2 separate regions of the Homo sapiens genome follow, and region 2 is linked to region 1. Evidence: read pairs that join two places in POLR2A ChIA-PET (ENCODE). Cell type or tissue: GM12878. All regions are shown on one strand. Each heading gives the region's core, and the rest is flanking DNA. Links, peaks and the distances in the headings are about the cores only.

Evidence for each region. Peaks named below come from ENCODE experiments on the same cell type or tissue, not always from the same donor. Only the 100,000 strongest peaks of a DNase experiment are listed, where the experiment ranks them.
Region 2: POLR2A ChIA-PET joins it to region 1 with 14 read pairs; 3 of 35 experiments call an interaction of 5 or more read pairs at or near these places.

The regions. Positions count from the first base shown.
Region 1 is chr6:63,525,888-63,537,092 of GRCh38, reverse strand. It overlaps a transcript of LGSN not described here and a transcript of PTP4A1 not described here. Among named protein-coding and RNA genes, the nearest start is that of PTP4A1, 41 kb to the left of the region's middle. In GM12878, for the core only: no CTCF peak of the experiment used is centred there; no DNase peak of the experiment used is centred there.
Region 2 is chr6:63,381,936-63,393,140 of GRCh38, reverse strand. It overlaps a transcript of LGSN not described here. Among named protein-coding and RNA genes, the nearest start is that of LGSN, 68 kb to the right of the region's middle. RefSeq lists an enhancer at 3,488-3,577. In GM12878, for the core only: no CTCF peak of the experiment used is centred there; a DNase peak (open chromatin) is centred at 9,020; H3K27ac peaks cover 410 bases.

The sequences.
Region 1 (11,205 bases), core at 1,883-9,882:
CTTTAGTTTCTAAAAATATTTAATTTAATTTTAATTTAACAAATATTTAATTTTAATTTTAAAACTATTTAACCTTAATTCCCCATCACTACTCTTATTCTCTCTTTTCCCACTTTCTCTAATTCATTTGACATGTTACCCAGTTGAAGTGTCAATCCTCAGAATTAAGTCATAGAGCTTTTTGCTTTGAGGAAAATTTTAAATTGGAATGCTTTAGGGGGACCCTTATGTTACAAAAAGACTATGCTGCTAAGACTATCAAATATGTTATAGTTTAAATGTTGTATTTATCATTATTTACATAAATAATATAATAAAACCTTTTCTAATAAATAAAAATTAAGACTGCTTTTTCTTGTAGTGATACTTATTTTCTATTAAGTAGGAAATACTATAAAGAAATTCTTTAGAGTATTTATTATCCTTGTGGATAAAACACAGTTATCGCGACTGACACAAATGTTACAGTAGAAAAATATTATAAAGTCATACATCAATTTTAAAACAGGATAAAAATTATATGGATAAAATATAAGTGGTGATTTGTTCCCCACGAAAATTCCTGAGTTCAGATGTTTTTGAATACCACTGTTTTAATCTAATCTAATCTTGTTATATAATTCACTCTGTCTGGGAAATTAATGGGATATCCTTAAACTTTTGTGATTGGTTTTCAAATACCAGTAAAGCAGAGGGATAAAATGACCTGTGTCAAAATTAAATATAGCTATTGATTTTTCTTTTTCCTTTTCCTTTTTTTTTGAGACAGAATCTAGCTCTTGTTGCTCAGGCTGGAGTGCAGTGGCAGGATTTCAGCTCACTGCAACCTACGCCTCCCAGGTTCGAGCGATTCTCCTGCCTCAGCCTCTGAGTAGCTGGGACTGCAGGCACCCGCCACCACGCCCAGCTAATTTTTGTATTTTGGTAGAGACGTGGTTTCATCTTGTTGGCCAGGCTGGTCTGGAACTGTTGGCCTCAGGTGATGCACCGGCCTCGGCCTCCCAAAGTGCTGGGATTACAGACCGGGAGTGGTGGCTCAAGCCTGTAAACCCAGTACTTTGGGAGGCCGAGGTGGGTGGATCACCTGATGTCACGAGTTCCAGGCCACCCTGGCCAACACAGTGAAACACTGTCTCTACAAAAAATACAGAAATTAGCTGTGCATGGTGGCGCACGCCTGTAAACCCAGATACTCGGGAGGCTGAAGCAGGAGAATTGCAGCCTGGTTGACAAGAGCGAGACTCTGTCTCAAAAAATAAAAAAGTGCTGGACTTAACATGAGCCATCGTGGCCAGCCTAAATATAGCTATTGATTTTTAACTAGCCATAATCTTCCGGAAGGCTGTCAGCTTTGTGATCCTTTGATATCACAAAGGCACAATCCTTGTGACTAACTCATCAAAACTACTATAAATGTGTTTATGATGTTGCTCTAAGTATTACATTGATTTTTATAAATATTTCTACATTTATTAACATTCGATACCTCATATTATCCCTGAAAGAATCATATGACACATATGTACAACTGGCAAATGCCACTAATTTTAGTTATAGAATAAATGAAGTTTATTCACCATTTAATTAAGGAGGGAAATGCATATTATTGCTTTTTTTTTTCTTTTAAGACAGAGTCTCGCTCTGTTGCCTAGGCTGGAGTGCAGTGGTGCAATCTCGGGTCACTGCAACCTCTGCCTCCCTGTTCAAGTGATTCTCGTGCCTCAGGCACCCAAGTTGAGTAGCTGGGATTACAAGCATGCCACTATGCCTGGCTTATTTTTTGTATTTTTAGTAGAAACGGGGTTTCACCATGTTGGCCAGGCTAGTCTCAAACTCCTGGCCTCAAGTGATTTGCCCTCCTTGGCCTCCCAAAATGCTGGAATTACAGGCTGAGCCACTGTGCCTGTCCTATTACTGTGTTTTTAATCCTTCTAAATCTTTCTTCATCCACAGGGACCACACCCCATGTATTTTATTACCTAAAATACTGTTTATATGTTAACATTCTTACAATTATTATTATTATTATTTTGTGAAGGAGTTTCACTCTTGTTGCCCAGGCTGGAGTGCAATGATGCGATCTTGGCTCACTGCAACCTCTGCCTCCTGGGTTTAAGCAATTCTCCTGCCTCAGCTTCCAGAGTAGCTGGGATTACAGATGTGTGCCACCACACCCAGCTAGTTTTTGTATTTTTAGTAAAGAAATTTCACCATGTTGAAATTCTTTAGTAAAGAATTTAGTACAGAAATCTTTACTAAATTCTTTAGTAAAGAAATTCTTTATGAAATTCTTTACTAAAGAAATTCTTTAGTAAAGAAATTTTACCATGTTGGCCAGGCTGGTCTCGAACTCCTGACCTCAGGTGATCCACCTGCCTCAGCCTCCCAAAGTGCTGGGGTTACAGGCATGAGCCACCGTGCCTGGTGACAATTTTATTATTATTTTTTAGAGACATGGTGTCTTGCTACGTTGCCTGGGCTAACTCTTGGGCTCAAGCAATTCTCTAGCCTCAGCCTCCTGCATAGCTGCGATTATAGACTTGAGCCACTGCACCCAGCATAAATGTTTTGTAAGTACTGCATTGGCTTAGACCCCAGTTTTAGAGGTGTGTGTGTGTGTGTGTGTGTGTGTGTGTGTGTTTCTCTGTGTGTGTGGTGATGGCTTCTGTGTTATTACCTTCACTCAGTGGAGAAATGTATCAGGTTTACTAGTTCTGTATTCAAATGTCCTCAGAGAACCATTGCTCCTAACTTAGAGTGAACCTGGATCCCAGAGAGATTGCATGGCATCAGATGTAGTAGAAAAACATATTGCTTTCTGTTTCCTTCCAGTTACACTGTTAAACCATGTCCAAAGTAAAACTTTTTTTTTAAACGTAATTGCCATACATTCTGATGTGTGTTCAATTTGTGATGAATGGCAGTTTCCACATTAAAAAAATGTTTGTTCGGCTGGGCACTGTGGCTCATGCCTGTAATCCCAGTACTTTGATAGGTCAAGGTGGGCAGATCACTTGAGGCCAGAATTTCTAGACTAGCCTGCCAAAATGGTGAAACCCCATCTCTCCTAAAAATACAGAGATTAGCCAGGCATGGTGGTGTGCACCTGTTATTCCAGCTACTCGGGAGGCTGAGGCACGAGAATCACTTGAACCCAGGAGGCAGAGGTTGTAATGAGCCGAGATCACACCACTGAACTCCAGCTTGGACGACAGAGTGAGACCCTACCTCAAAAATTAATTAATTAATTAATTAATTAAAAAAGTTTGTTCAGGAATTTGCTATATTTTGTTTGTGTAACTTTAAAAAAAATCCTAAGTATACTTCCCCATACATTTCTCAATGCTATTGCTCATTAGTCTATATGCCTCCTTCTGCAGCTTTACAAAGTCATTTAGAATTCTAATCCTGTCCTCCCAAGTAATAACCATTTATTCTAATTTGCTATTATCTGTAAATTTAATCATGTGCTCTAGTCCCTCAGCCATAAAACTGCTGCAAAAGTTAAATAGCTTTGTATTCAAGATTAAACAACGCATACTATAGTTTGGTAAGCATTATTTCTTGAGCAAACTCACTGTGAATCTCCAACCAAACTATTTTTTAAAGAGCTCTGTTCTAGCCTTTATTTTTTCATGTAATTATTCTGTGTAATACAAAATTAAGATATTTTTAATGACAAGATATATTCATCTTATTGTTTTCTTTTTTGAGAAACAGTCTTGCTCTGTGGCCCAGGCTGAAGTGCAGTGTCATAATCTTGGCTCACTGTAACCTCTGCCTCCCAGGTTCAAGTGATTCTCATGCCTCATCCTCCCAAGTAGCTGAGAAAACAGGTGTGCGCCACCACATCTGGCTAATTTTTGTATTTTTAGTAGATACCAGGTTTAACCATGTTGGCCAAGCTTGTATTGAACTCGTGACCTCAAGTGACCCACCTGCCTCAGCCTCCCAAAGTGCTGGGATCATAGGCATGAGCCACCTCGCCCAGCCTTATTGTTTTCTTTTAATCTATCAAGTCTCTTAAAGGAGAAAATGAATGCTTATAGATTTTGATGCCTCTGTCAGGTCAGTAGCTCTTCAAAGGCAGTGTCTGGTGATATTTCTGTGACTAACCCCTCCTTCCCATGCCATAGGATGAAGGCTCACATCGGGTATGTAATACCTTAGTGCAATACATTAATTATTAATGGATTAGCTAAAAAGCAGATATAATTTGATCAGTGTAACAAAAAATATATTGTGCACTATTTTTTTTTCCAGACGATATTTTTTGGTAGCTTATTCCCAAATAGAATTCAATCTTTTGGGGCCTAGATACTGATTGAACATGCTCATGTGTTTTTGGAAAATTTGTAACAATAAAATATTTTAACTCTCATAGTTATAATATGATTGATTTTTGTTTCACTCTCCAACTTCCTCCCCTCCATCATACTTGCTCTTCGGTTGAAAGCTGTACAGTGGCATAGGACATTTTTGAGATTTAATAAGGGGATAGTGAATGGGGAGATTTTTTTTTTGTGGATTTAATGGCATTTATTTACCTGGTTTGCACCTACCTCCATGTACAGCTAGCTGCCTTGGTATAGAAAAGGCTTCCAGAAATAGTCCTACCATCCACTGTGCTGTGCTGACCCATACATAGGATGTATGCAGCCATGAGCAGGTCCTGTGGCTGGTACTGGTAGTATGTGAGCATAGAGGAGATTCAAGATTTGAGAGGTATGAATCCAGAAGCTAAACTGTGGAAAATCTTATAGGAAAAGATCAAAAAACAACTTAATAGAGATTTACCAAAATTTGACAATATTCCTGAAAATTTGTATGACTTCACTCATAATAAATTGTGACACTAGAAGAAAGTTTTCAAAATTTCAGTAACAATTTCAATTATATATGTGAGAGGAAAGATTGAATTGTTATTTCTAATTTTTTCTTTATTAACTATTATAAAGTTGTCATAAGAAGAGGCAATCAAAGAGTATGTGGTTGACCGGGCGTGGTGGCTCACGCCTGTAATCCCAGCACTCTGGGAGGCCGAGGTGGGTGTATCACAAGGTCAAGAGTTCAAGACCAGCCTCACCAAGATGGTGAAACCCCGTCTCTACTAAAAATACAAAAATTAACCAGCCATGGTGGTGGATGCCTGTAATTCCAGCTACTCGGGAGGCTGAGGCAGAGAATTGCTTGAACCCGGGAGGCAAGGTTGCAGTGAGCCTGGGTGATAGAGCAAGACTCTGTCTCAAAAAAAAAAAAAAGTGTATGTGGCCATAAACATGCAGATAAAAGTGTTATGGGAGGCTGGACATGGTGGTTCATGCCTGTAATCACAGCACTTTGGGAGGCCAAGACAGGTGGGTCACTTGAGTCCAGTAGTTAAGACCAGCCTGGGCAACATGGTAAAACCCCATCCCTACAAAAAAGTATGAAATATTGATCAAGCATGGTGGCTCGTGCCTATAGTCCCAGCTACTCAGGAGGATGAGAGAGGAAGATTGCCTGAGTCCAGGAGGTTGAGGCTGCAGTGAGCTAAGATGGCAGGCACCACTGCATTTACAAAAAAAAAAAAAAAAAAAAGCATAATAGATATGGGTCAGGAACTTAATACAAATATTACATTATCTCTTCTGGATTTTGTGATGTCTATGTAGGCATTTTGCATTAAAAATTATAATTTGTTATGTTTTTTCTTTCCAAATAAATGTTCATTTTTGGAATAAATTTTTTATTGTTTTAGTTAAAGAGAACCCCCAGACTGAAAATGTTACAGGCCTCACAAATCGGTATTTGCCCTTCATTCCATCTATTCCCCACTAATTAAACCAAATCCTCTTCTTAGTCTGTGATTAGTTTAGAGGTGGACAGTCTCTGCCCATTGGCTGTGAACCAGGAAGCAGGTAGCCCTCATTGCTTGCAGTTATCTTGATGGACACCAACTCAAGAGGCAGGCAGAACTGAGAGGACTTTGGAGACTGAGGGAACTGTGCTTGAAACCTGATCTATCTTTGGACACACAATATAGAAGTTCTCTAGTATTTATAATATCAGAATTTTCACAAGCAAAGCTCATTCTTATATTTAGTTGAATAGTTGAAATTATAAAGCTAGGTTAAAATGCAAACAAATGTAGAAAAATAGTGCTCATTTTTCTAAAGGATTTTCCATTGGTATGGAAACCATTCTAATCATTACATCTCTGATAGTTTATAGCATTGAAGCTATAAGAAAGTATCAATTTGGATGTTTTAAGGTACTACTTTATTAAATGTTAATTTATTTTAAAACTGCTGATTTATTCAATGTTAAAATACAGAAGACTAGGAATAAGAAAAAATGAATTCAGGTATGCCTCTAGAAATTTCATTTTGATGTACTTCCTTCTGATCATTTTTCTATGTATATGTTTTATTTGAAAAAATCTTTATGATAGTTTAATACAATTTTATCTTCTCCTTTTTTTCTATTATTCCCTATGACCCTAGTGATTTAGCACAGAAGGGCCTCCATGTTCACAAATTCAGGGGGCTTTTTTCACATTGTAGCCTATGTGAACGGCGTCCACTGGAGTTGTGCAGTAAATAGCCTGTGTGACTGTATGAGGCAGCCATTTACATCTGGGCGTCTAAGCCTTCATGTTTACCTAGAGCATCTTATGGTACCATCCCAACTACAGATTTGGGAATAAAAGGCAGGGCAAACCACTCCTGGCTGCCTTCCAGTACCATCATATAAATTTAATATTCAGCCTTTGTGCTTTTTCTCAGGCTGGCTTTGTCTGTAGCTGTGTCTCACAGCTGTCCTCTTACAAGGTTACATCTATGCCTTTTCTTCACCTTGGAATAATCTGCTGACTCCAGTGTATGAAAAAAAAGTGTTAAGTAAATTAACTTCATGGCTGTTTTAATGATCACATTTCATTGTTATATCATTTTGGATGGTTCCAATTTGACTTCCTTCTGTCAGTTTCTTTGGATTGATTTTCTATCGGCTCATTTTCAGAAATCTATACTGTTATTATCCTTGCCCTATCTCGAGAAACAGTTAATCTTCATGATTCTAATTTTCTTTTTGTCAAAAAGTGAAATATTACTCATAACTCTATAAAGGTACCTAAATAATGGTGAAAAGACAAATTACATAACTATTTGTAATGGCAAAATATCCTATTTCTTTAATAGTGAAAATACTAACTTACTGGTAACTGCAGACATATTTTTACACCTAATTGATAATTTTTAGTTCTCTGATAGCTCCTGCCAATTCCTCTTACGCACGTATTTTGCCAATATAGGATGTGGGTAGGTGAGGGATTACTCAGAAAAACGGAACCTCATTCTTGGCTGATAGGATGATGAACTGTGTGATAAAATGCATAACCTTTTCCTCCACCCTTGGTTCACAAAACTTTTAGTTTTCTAACTTTCATTTTATGCAAACAGGGTTGGCTGCTCAAACCAAGCTTTTGAGAGAGTACAGCAAACAAAGCAATTTCTTAAAAGTTTAAGCCCCTCCTCTACAAAAGGAAAGAAAGGGGTGAGAATTAAAAGCGAGAGAGGTAGAAAAGGAAGGCTAGGTTGTTAGAAAAAGAGACAAGAGAGGCAAGGGAGGGGTGAAGGAGGAGGAGCAGGAGTGAGAGAAGCAAAGTAATCTGGACAATTATTTTGCCTAAAAGTTTGAGATTGAATTGAAAAGTTTCTGCTTGAATTGATGTAGGAAATTAAGCAGTTTGATCTTTGTTCTGATATTTGTCTTGCAATAAGACCATTTTATGTATCAAATGTTATGTAGAGAAAGACTAGGTATTATTTTTCTGAGACTCCAGAGAACCTAGACACCTGTCTAAATTATATGAAAGTTCTGTAAAGTTATTAGCAAATATATATACATATATATATATACACACATATATATACATATATATATATACACACATATATATACATATATATATACACACACATATATATACATATATATATATACACACATATATATATTTTGAGATGGAGTTTCGCTCTTGTTGCCCAGGCTGGAGTGCAGTGGTGCAATCTCGGCTCACTGTAACCTCTGCCTCCCAGATTCAAGTGATTCTCTTGCCTCAGCCTCCCAAGTAGCTGGGATTACAGGCATGTGCCACCACGCCCAGCTAATTTTTGTATTTTTAGCAGAGATGGGGTTTCACCATGTTAGTCAGGCTGGTCTTGAACTCCTGACCTCAGGTAATCCACCGGCCTCGGCCTCCCAAATATTTTTATAAAACATATTCTATAGTATAAATACTCTGTGGAGGGTGCCACCAAAGTTGATATTAAACCTTGCTTTTTTTTGAGACAGGGTCTCACTCTGTCCCCCAGGCTGGAGTACAGTGGTGCAATCTTGGCTCACTGCAGCCTTGACCTCCCCCGTGCTCAGGTAATCCTCCCACTTCAGCCTCCTGAGTAGCTGGGATGACAGGCGCACACCACCATGCATGCCGCCATGCCTGGCTAGTTTTTCATGGCTGGCTAATTTGTTTTGTTATATTTTTTGTAGAGATGAGGTTTCACCATGTTGCCCAGGCTGGCCTTGAACACCTGGGCTCAGGCGATCTGTCCACCTTGGCCTCCCAAAGTATTAGGATTATAGGCATGAACCACTGTACCCGGCCTTAAAAAAAAAAAAAGACAGAGATTCACTGTGTCTCCCAGGCTGATTTCTAATTGCTGGGCTCAAGCGATTCTCCCACCTCAGCCTCCAGAGTAGCTGGGACTGCAGGTTCACACCACTGTGCCCAGCCAATGCTATTCTTCAAACAGCCCAATGGGAGCAGAAAATATACTATGTGTGCTCAAGTCATCTACACCATGGCTGTCTGTGTTACTAGTGTGTTTGAAATTTTACAGATCAGTAAGAATTTCAGTGGCTCACTAGGCTTTATGAACCAATATATGTAGGAGTGGGTTACCCAGCAACCACTCTATGGCTTTAAGATGAGAAGGTAGGGGAAGTGAGGAAGTCACACTTACCTGCCTGCTGCCTGCCTTCCTTCTCCCATAGCCATGCTCTTGGCTGGGGAGAAAGGGTAGATGTAGAGCCTCCAAGAGCTGCAGAACTATTAAAAATCCAGTGGGTTTCTTTCATAAACACATAGATGCTTTTCTAAATCCAACAGAAATCTGACTCCCTGACCTGATTGTTAGGCTTGTGGTCAGAATCCCAGCACATGAACTGGCACTGCTGCTGGGAATTATGAGTCACCCTTTCATGTTCTTCCTGGTGTTGAAGCAAGTCTCTGCAGAGGAAAAAGAGCAATCTGTCAGGTGAGCTCATCACTGTTATCGTCACTGTCTAAGCTCTAACTTCCCAAGAGACCATGCAATGTATGTGAAAGAGCCCTTTTCGAATTCCAGAAACATCACTGTCTCATTACGTGACCTTGGACATGGTTACTTAAGTTCTCAGAGTCTCAGTTTTCTTGGTTAAAATGGAAGAGTTGTCACCGAAACTTAAATAGTTAATGTATGGGAAGTATCATGCAGATCTAGAAAAGTGAAAATATTATTTTATAATACTGTGGACACAGTATAAAGCACATTAGATATTATTTATACCCTCTACATTTTGAAAAGCTTTTGAGATATCTACAACATAAGAAGAGGAGAAAGGAAAGACCCATCAAATAGTAGATGACTATTTGTTAGGTCCTTATTCACTCGGCACTTATTGGTCAATATTCTATGCAAGGTCTGTGGGTTACTGTGGTGATACGAGAATCTGTAAGATATATGGCATGTCTTTAAAGAGTTTATAAATCTAGGAGGAAAGATTGAACATAGACACAAGCAATTCAGAAGAGAACATGTGCTCTGTTTAAAATGTGCACATAAAGTAACTGCTATAGCACTTCAAAGCAGACTAATTCTGAGGAAGACTCACTGTAGAAGAAAGGCAATCCAAGCCAGTTCCAACATGTGTTGAGTATCCATTATGAGGACTGCTCAGGTATTTGTATATTCAATAAGGACTCTCAGATAAAAGAAACTGCCTGAGTCAAGACATGAAGGTAGAAATACATATATAAGGTGCAGCAGGGAACAACAATGAGCTCATGTGGAAGCAGTGCCCTAATAAAGAAAGATAAACTTGAAATCATTTTGAAGAAGTGCATAACATCATGGATGCCCTTACATATAAATCCAACATTTGGTCTTTTGTCCTGTAGATAGTGCAAGTAATGCATCCTATGGAAGCCCTTAAGAAGAATAAATAAATAAATATATATATATATATATATATATATATATATACATTTTTGAGATAGAGTCTTGCTCTGTCGCAGGTTGGAGTGCAGTGGTGTGATCTCGACTCACTGCAGCCTCTGCCTCCCAGATTCAAGAAATGCAGCCTCCGGAGTAGCTGAGACTACAGGCACACGCCACCACGTCCAGCTAATTTTTGTATTTTTAGTAGAGACAGGGTTTCACCATGGTGGCCAGGATGGTCTCGATCTCCTTACCTTGCGATCCGCCTGCCTCGGTCTCCCAAAGTACTGGGATTACAGGCATGAGCCACTGCGCCTGGCCTAAAAATCTTTTTAAAAAAATATTTTTGTTCTGCTTGCGGATTTATCATACGTGGTCTTCCTCTCTGTTGAACTGGATTGGCTCTGATTCTGGGAAAGATTATGTAAGAATTCTTCATTTTTGATAATAGAATTTCAACTTTGTTATCAGCTATTCTAGAACCCAAAGCTTCTGGAAATTTCTTTTATTTATTTATTTATTTTGAGGTGGAGTCTTGCTCTGTTACCCAGGCTGGAGTGCAGTGGTGAGATCTTGGTTCACTGCAACCTCCGCCTCCCTGGTTCAAGTGATTCCCCTGACTCAGCCTCCTGAGTAGCTGGGACTACAGGCATCCACCACCATGCCCAGCTAATTTTTGTATTTTTAGTGGAGACGGGATTTCACCATGTTGGCCAGGCTGGTCTTGAACTCCTGACTTCAGGTGATCTGCCCGCCTTGGCCTCCTAAAATGTTGGGATTACAGGCATGAGCCACTGCGCCTGGCCTAGAAATTTCTTAAGGCAATAAAATATAGTGGTTGAAACTCCTGGCACCACTCTTTTGTATACTGGTACCGAAAGAAGGTTTAAACAATTGACAATTGGAAGAGACTGTCTTAGAGATACGTTGTCTCCTTAATGTCCCAACTCACTAGAACTCA
Region 2 (11,205 bases), core at 1,038-9,037, 140 kb after region 1:
CCGAGGTGGGTGTATCACGAGGTCAGGAGATCGAGACCATCCTGGCTAATGCGGTGAAACCCCGTCTCTACTAAAAATACAAAAAAATTAGCCGGGCGTGGTGGTGGGCGCCTGTAGTCCCAGCTACTCGGGAGGCTGAGGTAGGAGAATGGCGTGAACCCGGGAGGCGGAGCTTGCAGTGAGCAGAGATTGCGCCACTGCACTCCAGCCTGGGCGACAGAGCAAGACTCCATATCAAAAAAAAAAAAAAAAAAAAAAAGAAGAAGAAGATGGAGCCACCATCTTGAACATGATTGGCACAACTGCCAATCAATGTCTGCAGCTCGGTTTTACAGACTGCTCTTCATTAGAAAGAAAAATAATTTGGGGTTGCTTTTCATTAAAAGGAAAACCTTACCGAGGACTTCCATATCCTCATTATCTGCCTAAGTAATTTCTTCTTAATTCCTTTATCAATTTTACCCAGCCCCTATTCAAGATGGAGTCACTCTGGTTCAAAGGCCTCTAACACCAGCGTTCAGATGAGCTGCTACTCCTCCGGAGGCAATTTGAAGTTGAGGGTCTGTGGCGCATGGGCACCCACCTGTTCCTGGCTGCTGGGTAGGTAGGTTTCCGCCTCCATCTATGCTTCTCCTGAAGCTTCTGCACCAGTAGTTCCAGTCCCACAGCCAGGAGTAGGGTGGCCAGGATGGATTAGTCCACATGATAGCAGTGATGCCCCCTGAGACAGGGTCCCTTTGGAGCTGGAGCTGGTGGGCATGATAGTGCTGCTCTCATTTACAGAAGGGGCCCCTGCTGTGGAGGTTTGTCTCAAGGCTGGGCCTAAGCAGGCCTGCAGCAGAGGCAGGCCCAGGGCCAGGAGCAGCCCTAGGCCAGGGTTTGCCATGGGCTGGGTGTCTGGTTGGCAGCACTGAGGAAGGGGCTTCTAGCACTGCGCCCCTCCTACTTCATATCAGTACATGAGTACCTGAGAGGCACCTGGCCTGGGCGTCTTTGACCTCTCTCAGATTTCTGGTCCATGCCCCTCCTCTTTTATAATCTTATGGGACCACTGTTTTATATGTGGTCCATTGTTGACCAGAATGTTTTTATACAGTACATGACTATAATTACTTGGAATTTTGGGGTGGAGGATGAAACCAGTGTTGTTGTTTTGTAATTTTTAAAAATAAACTTTCATATCATTGATTCCTTAAAAGAAGACTTATACTGGAGAGGAGACCAAGTTGCTCTGTGCGTCAACCCATGCTCATTGTCCTTCCATGTCCAAAGACCTCTTCTATGAAAGACAGCTGAGTGTTTCTCTGCTCCTAGGGCCCTTATGCTTTACATCATGTGACTTCTGCTTTTCTGGACCAGCAATGACTTAGTTCAAGGATTAACCTTTGAGACAGAGATAGCTAAAAGCCTCGCTATCAGCCCATGAAGTGTAACTGAACTCTGCCCAGCAAGAATGGTCAATATTGGATGTTGACTAACCGTAAAGCAGATCTCCCTTGGGAATTTGGAGGGAAACTTAAGTGAGCAGGAACTAGAGACACATTGAGGCTTCAGAAATCACAAGACAGTAAAAGCTAACACAGACCTTGAGGTGGAGAGAAGGCAAGTGGAGAGAACAGTGTTGGAGGATACAGAGGTACAAGCAGAGACTGAAATCAACCCACTTACAAGTTGGGAATCCTTGTCAGAAAAAGCAACAGAAGTTTACAGATGCATGGATCTTTGCAGATGTTGCTGTTGAGTGTAAGAGCTGCTATCAGTCCTCTACATTGTGTATTCTGAATGAGCTACAGTTCCAGCTGCTGGCTGAGTAGTTGCTAAGACACAACCTCTTGGTTCTTACTTCCCTTCCATATCTTTAGACCTACACCAACTAAGATAACTTGAAAATGTCATGTTTTTCTCAAACCCAAATAGGATTGACTGCTAAGGACATTTATACATTGCAAATAAATTATTTAATAGCAAATTTGTCTCCATTATCATATTTTTTAAAAACGAGATTTTAAATAATGCTAAATGAGTCTTACCTGTGTACATATTCTATTAGAGCTATTTGAGATCTGATAATACTTAGTAATTCTATTTGTCTATTTAACAGAAGCAATCAATTTATTTCAGATTACCTTTTATCCAAAGAGAAGGTAAAAGTATGCATCCTTTCCAATGGAACTTGTTATAATTCAAATAATTGAAAGTGAATGGAGAGAGATAAGAAAGTTAAGGATATTATCTGAACTAATTCAATTCCAATTTTCTTTTCTTTTTTTTTTTTTTTTTTGAGATGGAGTCTTGCTCTGTCGCCCAGGCTGGAGTGCAGTGGCGTGATCTCGGCTCACTGCAGGCTCCGTCCCCCGGGGTTCACGCCATTCTCCTGCCTCAGCCTCCCGAGTAGCTGGGACTACAGGCACCCGCCACCTCGCCCGGCTACTTTTTTTTTGTATTTTTAGTAGAGACGGGGTTTCACCGTGTTAGCCAGGATGGTCTCGATCTCCTGACCTCGTGATCCGCCCGCCTCGGCCTCCCAAAGTGCTGGGATTACAGGCGTGAGCCACCGCGCCTGGCCGATTCCAATTTTCAATAAAACAAATTCAATTCCTGTGTAACAATCTCCTCCCTGTTGATAAAAAAAAATCTGACAATGAAGTGGTGAATTTGGCAATAGGTCATGCATTCTAAGAAAATAATAGTTGATCAAAATTTGTGGAATCCGGCTGGCACAATGGCTCAAACCTGTAATCCCAGCACTTTGGGAGGCCAAGGCAGGTGGATCACCTGAGGTTAGGAGTTTGAGACCAGCCTGGCCAACATGGTGAAAACCCATCTCTACTAACGATACAAAAATTAGCCAGTAGTGGTGGTGCATGTCTTTAATCCCAGCTACTTGGGAGGCTGAGGCACAAGAATCGCTTGACCCTGGAAGAAGGAGGTTGCAGTGAGACAAGATTGCGCCACTGCACTCCAGCCTGGGTGACAGAGCGAGACTCTGCCTCAAAAAAAAAAAAAAAAAAAAAAAAAAAAAGAAAGAAAGAAAGAAAGTGTCCAAATACTTCAGCTGTAGAATTATTCTTTATACAGTTTCTGAGACCATTAGAGTCTTTTCTCTTCATTTTCTACATCTCCCTACTTAGCATTCACAAAAGGTGTGTTTTCTTTAGGCTTAGATTAGACCTAGAAAATTTTCTCTCACCATTTTTTTTTGTGGGGGATGGGGGAGGAAGAGAAAAAGGAGATAAACTTTGAAGCATGTACATTAATGCACTTAATGTCTGGAGCACAATGACTAAATTATTTTTAGTGTAAAAAATAATTTAAAATGACTGCATTTTATGATCTCTATTTCTGTATGCACTACCTTTGAATTTCTGTATTGGAATAATAGTACTGATATGATCGTCTCCATTAGTAGATTCATGAACTATCATGGTTTGGTTTACTCACTGGCTTACATACTTAATATTGAAATGCAACCATGTAGCAGTTTCACAGCACAGAGTGGCAACCAAGAGTTTTGTATACAGATAAGATTTAAGTGAAACTACACAGGACCATTGTTCAAAACAGAAGCCATGCTTTCCTTAAGGTTAAACACAGTTCCTTCAAATTTTTCTCTTTTGTTCTCTTCTTCTGTTATCAGATTGTGCTAGATTTTGCAATGGGGTCAAGGGTAGATGCAGAAGAAGACGGTGGGATTGTTTTGCCAAAATAAGACTGACATGTTCTAGACTGAGTGTAGTTTCTATTACTTGTTTAAGAATGAACACATAGAAACACAAGAAGATACAAAATGAATCAGGCTCAATATCCTTTCCTCTCTATCTGAAAATGTAAGGTAAGCTTCTTTTCTATTGTTAGTAAGAAAATATGAGAGTAGAAAATAGGTTTCACATTTTTTGATTTGTTCTTATATTAATAGATCTATTATTTATCATAGCTTTTTCACTTTCTGTGTGACTCTGAGCAATTTACTTACTCTTTCTGTGATTCAGTTTCCTCCTTTCCAAAGTGGAGACAATAATGTTCAGTTTACTTACACGTAGGGGTGGCCATAAGGATTAAATGAATGAATACTTATAAGGGTTAGCTCTTTTCTTCTTTTCCCTTCCCTTTTTGTCTTCCTCATCCTATTTGTATTTCATCCTTGTAGACTAGGAGTTACTACTTTCTGTGCATTCTGCTTAAATATATGCATCCTAAGATGATTTTTGAGTGACTGTACATGGTTTGTGCCAAGTATAAGAATGTCTTCTATTCTGCTTTCAACTCACTGCCTGCTTATCAATACTCTGATGGCCTTTTTGTCTATTAGAACCACATTAGACTGACAACAAGTTCTCTGTCTTGTTTTTCCAAATGGCCCTCGAAGCCAGTTATCCCTTGGCCATTATTTACGTTATTTCTAGCTTTAGGACCTCTATTATTTTTCCAGGGCTGCTGTAACAAAATACCACAGACTGGGTGGCTCAAACAATAGAAATTTATTTCTTCACAGTTCTGGAGCCTAGAAGTCCAAGATGAAGGTGTTGGCAGGGTTGGTTTCTTCTGAGGCCTCTCTCCTTGGCTTGTCAATGGCCGTCTTCTCCCTGGCTTCACATCATTTTCCCTCTGTGCACCTGTGTTCAGATTTCCTCTTCTTACAGGGACATCAGTCATATCAGATTAGGGCTCACCCTAACTGGCCTCATTTTAACTTAGTTACCTCCTTAAAGATGCTATCTCTAAATATGGTCACACTCTGAAGTACTGAGGATTAGAACTTCAGCATGTGAATCTTCAGGAAACACAATTTAGCCCATAATAGGACCTCACTTTTCTCATCAAGAAGCTGGTATCTTAAATTTCTGTCCAACTGCCTACCTTGTGAAATTTCCTAAACTTTTTCCTTATCTTCATAATTCACCACTGGTAAGTCATTTTTAAATTACGAAATGATACTCCATAGTCATCTTCTGTTTCAAAAATTATTGCTGGGCATGGTGGCTACAGGCATGAATCCTAGCACATTGGGAGGCCAAAGCAGGTAGGTCACCTGAGGTCAGGAGTTCGAGACCAGCCTGCCTAACATGGTGAAACCGCATCTCTACTAAAAAAAAAAAAAAACAAAAAAATTAGCTGGGCATGATGGTGGGCACCTGTTATCCCAGCTATTCGGGAGGCTGAGGAAGGAGAATCACTTGAGCCTGGGAGGCGGAGGTTGCAGTGAGCCAAGATTGTGCCACTGCACTCCAGCCTGGGTGACAGAGCAAGACTCTGACTCAAAATCAATAAATCAATCAATAAATAAATAGCCAGGCGAGATGTGGTGGTATGCCTGTAGATCTAGCTACTCAGGACGCTGAGGTCGGAGGATGGCTTGAGCCTGGGAGACTGAGGCTGCAATGATCATGAGCTATGATCATGCCACTGCAGTGGGACCCTGGCTCAAAAAAAAAAAAATTATTGATCAAAGTTAATCTCAGTACTGATCTCTGTGACATCTCTCCCATTGCATGGATTCCTCTAAAATTCAGGCTCTAACTTTTTGTACTAATATATATTTTTAATCCATGATAAAATATTTTCTGTGAATACAGTTGTCCCTCAGTATCTGTGGGGGGTTAGTTCCAGGACCTCTGGAGCACATCAAAATCTGCAGTGGCTCAAGTATCTGATAAAGTATTTGCATGTAACCTATGCATATGCTTCTATATACTTTATATAATCTCTTAAATCATTATAATACCTAATACAACAAAGATATATAATATGTAAATTATGTAAATAGTTGTTATACTCTGTCGTTTTAGGAATATTACAAGAAAAAATGCATCGTTATGTATTCAGTACCGATGCATTTTTCTTTTCCTGAATATTTTTGATCTATGGTTGGTTGAATTCATGGAAGAGGAACACATGGATACAGAGGGCTGCTAATTGTATAATCCAATAGTGAGTGATTCACCTTTAAGATAATCTTTGGTTCGAAGGTCTGAATTTAAAGTCTTTGCACTTTACCTTTGCTCGTTTTCCTTATTTATCTATTTTTCTTTTATTTTTTTTTGAGACGGAGTCTTGCTCTGTTGCCCAGGCTGGAGCACGGTGGTGTGATCTCAGCTCACTGCAACCTCCACCTCCTGGGCTCAAGCAATTCTCCTGCCTCAGCCTCCTGAGTTGCTGGGATTACAGGTGCACGCCACCATGTCTGGCTGATTTTTGTATTTTTAATAGAGACGAGGTTTCACCATATTGGTCAGGCTGGTCTTGAGCTCCTGTCCTCAGGTGATCCATACCAGCCTTGGCCTCCCAAAGTATTGAGATTACAGGCATGAGTCACCATGCCCGCCCCTTATTTATTAATTTACCTCTTCAAAGAATGCTACTAGACGACTATAATATCCCCTTACAGAAACCATATTACTCTTTTCCCAGTAGATTACCCTCTCTAAATATTTATTGAGTCAGGGAAAGGAACATGGGTTCTTTTGTTGAACTTCAATGTTGAGTGTATAGTCAAGGTATTGTATAGTTCCAAGACCATTAAAATGAATTATTAGATACAAAGCATTTTCAAGAATGACATTTAGGTTAACTGGTTATGACTAGGAATACAGAAATCAATACCTGACGAAAAGTGATGCAAAAATCAGGAAATGAGATTGGAAATATGAAAGACAGGTTACCAAAATAGGATCAGAGAATCAGATAAGGAGAATTAGCCAGAAACAAACAAACAAGTAAGCAATAATAATAATAATAATAGTAAAATAAAAATTAAAAAGCCCCAAAACTCTGAAAGTCAATGATATTCTCAATGGCTGGATCAAGGTCAATGTATTTGTAGCTGAGCTACAGAAAGTAAAATGTTTACCTGGTGGCATGTCTTATCCCACTGAATTTTGGATTATAGATTAAGCTCTATGTATTCATCCTATCTATATTCACAAAGGGGTCCCTCTCTTGCTTATAAAGTCTCTATCAAACTTCCAAGTAGGGAGGTAAGACTCTACAATTACAAAATCCTTTTAATATTTTATAAATCCTTAAATCTCTGGCAATTTATAAAGTTAATGAGAAATTGTATGTATTTCTACATTTTCACCTTATAATTTTTTAAAACTGTTAAGTGAATACTATCTGGTCCCAATATATTAACATCAAATTTATTAATTGGGTAGAATAATGAATAATGGAATTAGTAAAGTAGTTGGTGTCAGGAAATTGGGTCTGAGGTCTCAGACTTTTTGCCTATGTGATATTGGGTATCGGTCCTTCAGGAATTTGCCATTACTTATAAACAGAGCATAACACAGATATATGTATTGGGTTGACCATGTCAACTAAAAGATAGGTTATTAGCTTATCTTTCTGAATTTGCCTACATTTTGGAACTGACTTTGGACTTCATTTAAGTGGATAGATCCAAGATTGTAATTCCCACCTAAGAGAAACTAAGCAAGTTTATAGGGGACAATTGAGAGTCTAATGCTTAGAAAACTATGGATAAGTTAGACATAAGTTAAAAACTCTGTGACGGGTTGGAGGCAAAACTTAAGAGCCAAGAGTATAGAGTTGGAAATGGAAGAAGACTAAGAACTGATGAGTAATAAAGGAGTAAAGTCTAGAGCAACTGCTGAAACAGCCTTAGCTTGTCAATAGCTAAACTTTATCCAATTGATTGTATCAATAGGATGATTTTGGCTATAATTTATAGAAAACCACAGCTTAAAGAAATCAGGGAAACTTATTTTCATATAAGAGGACATTTGAAGACAGAGTGATCTAAGTTTAGTTAATTCAGTGGCTCAGCAGCATCATTAAGAAATAAGTTTTTGTTTTATGTATATTTTGGTAGATCTGCCATACTCAACATGGAAACCAGTTCTCAGATGGATTCTCTGTACAGGTGTAAGATGGCTAAAGCAATTCCCATCTTCATAATCAGATATCAAAATGTCCAGTAACAGAAAGGGTGCTTCCTTCCTTGTGTCATTATTTTAAAATTCATTTACATGTCATTTTTAAATGACTATATTAGATTTCTAGGGCTGCCATAACCAAATACCACAGGCTGAGCTTCCTAAAGAACAGAAATTTATTTTCTCATAGTCTGCAGGCTCGAAGTTCAACACCAAGATTCACAGGTTTGTTTTTTCTGAGGTCATCCTCCTTGGCTTACAGCTGGCCACATTCTCTGTGTCCCCACATAGTCTTTCCTCTGTTTGCTTATCCCTGGTGTCTTTTCAAGTGTCCATAGTTCCTCTCAAAATGACATCAGTCAGATTGGATTAGGGACTTCCCATAAAACCTCATTTAATTTTAGTAACCTCTTTATAGACATTATCTCAGCTGGGTTCAGTGGCTCATGCCTGTAATCCCAGCACTTTGGGAGGCTGAGGCGGGATCACCTGAGGTCAGGAGTTTGAGACCAGCTAGCTTGACCAACATGGTGAAACCCTGTCTCTACTAAAAATACAAAATTAGCCATGTGTAGTAGTGCATACCTGTAAACCCAGCTACTTGGGAGGCTGAGGCAGGAGAATTGCTTGAACCTGGGAGGTGGAGGTTGTAGTGAGCCGAGCTTGTGCCATTGCACTCCAGCCTGGGCAACAAGAGCAAAACTCCATCACACACACACACACACACACACACACACACACACACACACACACACAAGGTGTTATTTCCAAAGGCATTCATATTCTAAGGTACTGGGAGTTAGAGCTTCAACGTATTAATTCAACACAATTCTGCTCATAACGGTAGTGGAAAACCTTTCCATAAGTTTCTCCCATATCATCTCCCCTCATGTCTCATTGTGCAGAATTAGGTCATGTGATCATGCTTAAACCAATCCTTGGAAAAACAACTGGGGTCATAATTATTGGTATAGGCTTATCAAGATTTACTCTTGGAACTGAAAATGGGGTAACCCCTCCTTGGTTCTCGTGGCAGGAAGAGAGGTAGACATCAAATGAAATCAGGGCCCTTCAAGCATGGAAAAAACTGGGGAGGACTTCTAGGAAGGCAGCCAACTGGTGTGCACAATCATCATAGGTTTGTGGTTTATGGGTGATTTGGGTTGGTCTAAACGTTTAGAAGCAGAGGAGACTGTAAATACACTAAGGAGTGGTGAAATCTAGGGAACTGAAAGCAGACATCTAGGATCCTTTTAGAATGTCAAGTTAGAGAAGTGGTTAGCAGAGAAGCTGGTATGTGGGAGACAATATTAATGAATAACCAGAGATAAAATGAGTTTGAAAGGGTGGCTCAATAAATAGTTCTACAAATTCTGACTTTGCAGTGCAGGCAGTATACTGTATCCTCTATGAGTTATTTACCCTCTCTGATCTTTATTTGTAAAATGGGAATGATAAAGTCAATTATTTCACAGATTTGGAGGATTAAATAAGACAACTCAGTGAAAAAGTTATTAAAATATAAGGTAATACATGGATATTAGAAACTATTATAGTGTATAGTTAATGGCATTGAATCTAGTATATGACTTGTCTGTGTCCAGCACAATCTGAGAAAATTAGTTTAGTAAAGACTTAGAATTTCTATAATCTGTTTTGTGTCTTATTTTTATTTATGAGGGCATAATTTGCACTATGATCATCAAGTAGTTACCTGGATTAAAAAAACGCCCTGTTCAAAAGGTTTATCTCTAAGTTTTGGTCTATTCTGTTCTGGTGTATTCTTATCCCTGTGTGAATATGCTGTTGATCCCCTGGGTCTGTGTATGTGCATGCAAGAGTGTGTGTGTGTGTGTGTGTGTGTGTGTGTGTGTAAGTAATGGTTAAACAAGGTTTATGTGCTATTTTGTGTGGGTATGAACCTATGAGTTGGTTGACTTCCCTTCTGTCATTGAGAAAGTTTTAAAAAAAAAATCCACTCTTGGTTGGATGTGGTGGCTCATACCTGTAATCCCAGTACTTTGGGAGGCTGAGGAAGGAGAATTGCTTGAGCTCAGAAATTTGAGACCAGCCTGGGCAACATAGCTATACCCTATCTCTATAAAAACAAACAAACAAACAAACAAACAAATAAATCTGCTCTTTTAAAGGTGCTTAAGGCTTTCCTTCTTAACATGAACAAAAGCAGGAAAGGTTAAGCAGTCTTTTGAATTTGAGATACATATGCCTGTAGCTATTTAATTAATTAGAATGTGGGTCTTACATAAACTTAGAAAGATCATTGAGCTAGATAATCCCTTTTGTCTTTTTCATGGCTAATAATGATGGTAACAGTATTTACTTTTACCCATTCTTGAACTGTTGTAACTTAACAGTATGTGACAGCAGTAATTCTTATTATATATGTATATGTTGTACAGTTATATCTTAGCTTGGGTTTGCCAGGAAGCAGAGCTTGAGACAAAGTCTTGTTTTAAAACACTTTATTGGGAAGTATTGAGTCCAGAGATCAAAGGTGAGCCAAACAGAAGAGAGATGCAAAATGACAATGTATTATCAAGTATATATGTCTACAGGCAACTAGCTCCTCAATCACCCAGGCACATAAAATGTGTCTTAGGACTGTCCTTCTGAGACAGTGAGAAACCTGTATCTCTCAATGGTCAAATGATTGGCTTTACCCTCCTAGGTAACACATGCATGGGTGCAAAACATGCTTCTGTGTCATCTCACATAGTGTGGTCAACAGAGAACACCTGGGCAGAAGATGAGAGGCTCCTGGGGACTGGTCTGAGACAAGGTGCTGTAAAAGAAAACCTATATTAAAGTGGTTGGAAGTGCACAGACTGGTTGCTTCACCTGCAGCCAGAATGCAAGACAGGTGAGGTGAAAGTCTAAAAGGATGCATAAAGACATATTCAATGTACTGTATACATACACCAATAATTTTGGTTAACTAGGGTTTCACTGTTAAAATAAATATTATTACTAGTAAGTATTTATAGTGAAGATATATTTGAGTCTATATAAAAATGTAAGTTCTCTTCAATGTGGATGGCATTATCTATTTTAAAATGCTTGCTTATGAAATATAATACATTTTGTAGAGGAAATACAATATTCAAGGGTCCTGTTTTAAGCTTTGTTTCCTCTTGAAAGTGAGAAGCCTTAATGATTGAAGAAGAATAGCACTTGGTTGATTGCTTTTATGTTTAAGGTACCAGGAATTTAATTTGTGTGCTAGTAGGTTCAGCATGAGTGTGAAAATGTGATATAGTGTTTAAGAGTTGTCATGTAGTCAGGAAACATT